2 separate regions of the Homo sapiens genome follow, and region 2 is linked to region 1. Evidence: read pairs that join two places in POLR2A ChIA-PET (ENCODE). Cell type or tissue: GM12878. All regions are shown on one strand. Region 1 overlaps NEK11 (NIMA related kinase 11). Region 2 overlaps PIK3R4 (phosphoinositide-3-kinase regulatory subunit 4).

Evidence for each region. ChIA-PET counts read pairs that join two places held together with the same protein. Peaks named below come from ENCODE experiments on the same cell type or tissue, not always from the same donor. Only the 100,000 strongest peaks of a DNase experiment are listed, where the experiment ranks them.
Region 2: POLR2A ChIA-PET joins it to region 1 with 7 read pairs; 2 of 35 experiments call an interaction of 5 or more read pairs at or near these places.

Annotation. Positions count from the first base shown.
Region 1 is chr3:131,053,477-131,055,976 of GRCh38, forward strand. All of the region lies in intron 3 of NEK11 (NIMA related kinase 11), which reads left to right. Among named protein-coding and RNA genes, the nearest start is that of NEK11, 28 kb to the left of the region's middle. In GM12878, no CTCF peak of the experiment used is centred here; no DNase peak of the experiment used is centred here.
Region 2 is chr3:130,741,917-130,744,416 of GRCh38, forward strand. The region is part of intron 2 of PIK3R4 (phosphoinositide-3-kinase regulatory subunit 4); the gene reads right to left. Among named protein-coding and RNA genes, the nearest start is that of PIK3R4, 3.7 kb to the right of the region's middle. In GM12878, no CTCF peak of the experiment used is centred here; no DNase peak of the experiment used is centred here; H3K4me3 peaks cover 539 bases; H3K27ac peaks cover 266 bases.

The DNA.
Region 1 (2,500 bases):
TTCTTGCCATCCATGTATTAGATTGATGTTTCCTAGCTTGTGTGTACACAAAGGTATATGTGTATTCTTTCTTTTTTAAAAGAAAAAGGCATCAATTTAACCAAACTTAACTCTCCAGTGTCCATGAGAATGGCAAAGAGCAGTTTCAGTCTGAAGCATCTGAAGCAGCCACCGCCTTTGTACTCCAGGAACTGACATTTGGGCTGAAAATAGGATGTGAATGCCAATAGCTCTATTAGAAGGGCCAATGGGATGAGAGATCAGGGTCTCTTAGAAGTTGAGAGGGATCTGAGCCACTTCCATTCTTTTGAAGTCTATTTAACTATAAGACTGTGTAACACAGGACAACAAAAATGGGATATGCTTTAAATATTTACATTTGACAAAAAATTAACATACCAAAATTCAATACAATGTGACTACACAACTGACAAGATTATTATAAATTTTAATTCCTAGTGTATTAGACTTGGGGTGGCCCAGAAATGGGACACACATTTAAAGTTGTGGTGAACATCTTTCCAAGCTGCCAGTGTGTCTTAGGGACAGAGGGTGTAACCCGGTTTAGAGCTCTTATTAAGAGTCAACATTTGGCCAGGCAGGGTGGCTCATGCCTGTAATCCCAGCACTTTGGGAGGCCAAGGCTGGTGGATCGGTTGAATCCAGGGGTTTGAGACCAGCCTGGGCAACATGGCAAAACCCCATCTCTACAAAATATACAAAAATTAGCCGGGTGTGGTCCCAGCTACTCTGGGGGCTGAGTTGGGAGGATTAAGCTTAGGAGGCAGAGGTTGCAGTGAGCTGAGCTCATGCCATTCTGGCCTGGGTGACAGAACCAGACCTTGTCTCAAAGAAAAAAAAAAAGTCAACATTTGAAGCCCCTCATAAATCTGCAGGCCTGAGAAAAAGAGACATGGGTCCTGATGCAGATGATAAATCTAGAGGAACTGCAGGGAGTGGAGGTTCTTCCGTGAAGGATATCTCAACTTACCTGATGGAGGGGAACTATGGCTCATATCTGCAATCCCAACATTTTGGGAGGCTGAGGTGGGTGGATCGCTTGAGCCCAGGAGGTGGAGAGCAGCCTGGCCATTATGGTGAAACCCTGTCTTTACGAAAAAAATAAAAAAATTAGCCAGGCATGGTGGCACATGCCTGTAGTCCCAGCTGCTTGGGAGGCTGAGGTGGGAGGATTGTTTGAGCCTGGGATGCAGAGGTTGCAGTGAGCCTAGATTGCGCCATTGCACTCCAGCCTGGGTGACAGCCTGCCTCTAAATAAATAAATAAATAAATAAATAAATAAATAAATAAATAAATGAATGAATGTACCCGGTAGATATGGAATTGCTGAAGATGGCTAAGGGAGGGGTTTTATCATTTAGGTTGATGGTTGTACCTTAGTTGGTGAAACCAAGGCTTGAAATTACCCTTCTAAGGTACAGTTGGGCAGTTTTTTCACCCTGCTTTTTCCTTTTTTCTGATCCAAGGGCGAGCTTGCTTCACCTTTCTTTCCAGATGTAGCAGAAGGACTAGCCTCAGGCAAGCAAGGCTGATGTCTTAATAAACTGTCTAGACCATGGCATCCCTGGGGCAAGAGAGCCTTGATGTCTTGCTGTGTTCCCCAGGCAGGAAGGGTGTCACTTTGATTTGAAGACCTATCTATCTCTTCAGGTCCTGCAGTAAAAAATAGAGACGCGGTTTATATCAGCCAAGTGCTTAATGCAATAGAATCATTTAGTCTGTAAAAATTAGGAAGTAGTGTTTACTATAAGTAATGTACAATGTGAATGTCTTCATTCAGTCTTTGGTCAATGGATAGATTGCTGACAATGTCAGGCACTGTTTCAGACAGTGAACAAAACAAAGTCTCTGTTCTCAGGGAGGGGACAGTCTAGTTAGGCTTTGGAAGGAAATAGACAATAAATACAAATATATAATATACTAAAATGTGATTAAAGGCTATAGATAAAAATAAGGGGCCAGGCATGGTGGCTCACTCCTGTATTCTTAGCACTTTGGGAGGCTGATATGGGAGGATTGTTTGAGGCCAGGAGTGTGAGACCAGCCTGGGCAACATAGTAGGACCCCATCTCTACCAAAAACAAAATCAGGATGTGGTGGCATATGCCTGTAGTCCTAGCTACTGGGGAGGCTGAGGTGAAAGGATCACTTGAGCCCAGAAGTTTGAGGCTACAGCAAACTATGATTGCACCACTGCGCTCCAACCCAAGCAGCAGAGTGAGACCCTGTCTTTAAAAATAATAATCGTCATGAAATAAAAATAAGGAAAGAGGATAAGGAGTGTTGAGTGTATATCTGGTAAATGCTACTTGGTAGTTCATATTACGTTTGGTATTAAACAGCAGTAAATATTTAGTCTGACAAAAACACCCAAAATGAAAGATCATTGGAAGAGATTTTGGAGCAAAATTTACCACTAAAGCTCTTGTTTTTCCAGTAGCAGGATACAGTATTCTTACTTATGTTTATGTTTCTGTGT
Region 2 (2,500 bases), 310 kb before region 1:
ACGGTATCGATGGGTTCTTGGAAACTGCAACTTTAAGTACAACAACGTACAACAAAACCATTTATTTTCTCACCATTTCATTATAATGAAAACGACATTATTTGATGGACCTGCTTTACACTGTTTCACTTAAAGTAGCAGTTTCCAAGAGCCTATCAAGGACGTCAGGACTCGCTGAACACTTCTCCCAAACCAGCAGCCTGGAACCATGGATATCCATCAAGAGGGGAAAGTAGCACTCAAAACCCAAACATTCAAATCTTAAGAGCACTGGGAAGTGGACAGATGCCACCCACCTCTTTTTCAAAGGAACGGAAGGGCCTACCTTCAGCCAAAACAATGTAAGGCTCTTTGGTCTGGAAAAATAAATGCTGAGTGTGAATTTTGTTGAAGTTTACAAAACTATAATGCACAAAAAAAGGATAAAAATAAGCTTATCAACCACTGAAATTTTAAACCTATGAATGATCCCCTGAAGTTTGAAAGTGACGCAATTCCTAAGCTAAAGGATTACATAACAATTAGTGAGTTTAAAATGTAAAAATGGTTCAAGAAAATTTTAATACACTGATCAACAAAACTGGAACTTTGATGGATTACATTTCTAACCTTGTTATACTGTATTTACAACCTTGAGGCTAACCCTATCTTATCAAAACATCTCTCAGTATTATCTTGGGACACAGATTAGTGAGCTGAATAGACCAACATAGGTGCAATCCTGAATAACATTATTCATTCTGGTAGATGAAATACATTCATTCATCAATTAATTTTCCTAAATAATCTAAAATTTGGCTCAATTTATGTTTTTTGTAATAAACCTACAAGCAAGAAAAAAATTAAGCCAAACCATCACAAAATTTACCAAAAATGGCACCGATGCCAGATTTCTTTTGAAGTCTATCAGAGTACCACTCTCAACACACTTCTTCCTCTCTATCCCACAAATTCTTAAATAATCTGGAATCCATAGCTCAGCTTCATGTGGTCTGTGTATGTGAAATAATATATAGGAATGAATGCATGGTACATTTTTCTGGGGAAGGAGTCCACTGATTTCATTAAATTTTTTAAGGGTATCCAAAAAAGCTTCAGAATCACTTCTGTACAACCTTTCCCTGGCTACAATTACTACCTATTTCCTGATAACTCCCAAATCTCCATCTCTATCCCAGATTTCTATGCCCAAAAATTTATAACCAACTGCTGGGTTAGGTGTGGTAGTTCATGCCTGTAATCCCAATACTTTGGAAACTTGAGGTGGGATGACAGCTTGAGCTCAGGCGTTCAGGAACATTCTGGGCAACACAGTAAAATAGTCTCTACCAAAAATGTTAAAAAAAAAAAAAGTCAACTGGGTGTGGTGGTGCACGCCTGCAGTCCCGGCTACACAAAGAAAGCTGAGGCAAGAGGATCATTGGAGTTGGAGGCTGAAGTGAGCTACAATTGCACCACTGGGCACCAACCTAGGCAACAATGTGAGATCCTACCTCTAAAAAATAATAATAAATTAAAAATAAATAAAAATATAACCAAATACATGTTGTACATCTTCTCCTGCATACTTGGCAGAAATCTCAAACTTACCATATCTTAAACAGACCTCATCATCTTCCCAACCTAACCTGTTGCTCCTCCTGTGTCTCCCTGTCTCAGGGACCAGCATCACCATCCACTCAGTTTGGTGGGCGAGAGAAGTTCCTGTGACTTCACCTTCCAATGACAGAATCCTAACAATTCTATCTACTAATTATCTCTTAAGCATTACCACTTCTCTCCACTCCTTCCAACTCTGCCACAATCTTAAGCCGGTCACAATCATCTTACCTGGACTGTGGCAGTTTTCTCCTAACTTGTTTTCCTGTCTTCTGTGTAGCTCCCCTGCAAAATTCACTCTCCATGCTCCAGTCAGGCCAGACCCTTTCTGATCTGGCTGAGTTTGGGCCTTGCTTAATTCACACTGTGTTCCAGAAAACACATCAGTGCATCATATTCTGGTCTTTAAGCTTCTGTATAGGCAACATCCTCTGCCTGAAACAAACTACTCTACGAAAGTTAACTCCCAATCAACTTTCAGGTTTCAATGTAAATATCATCTTTCTATTAAAGAGGCCTTTCTTGATCCCACCTCTTGACTCAACACCACCATGAGGACTAATTTAAATATCTATGTGTTCCTATAGCAGCACCCTATGCTTATCACCACCACAGCAATCAACACCGCATTGAAATGTCCTTTTGCAATATCCACGGTCACTTTAAAATGGAAGCATTATGAAAATATATTATCCACCAATATCCCTAGCACTTAGGACAGTGCCTGACACATACAATAAAAGTAGGCAAGCAAATATGTTTATATGTTTGTGTAAATAAACTGCTGTTTGCATTTCCTAGGCATTTAAACATATCCAATGCAGGAATGCTGCCTCTAACTGAAATAGCGTCTGAGGACAAACCAAGACATTAACTTTTCAATATCTGGTGACTAAAAAAA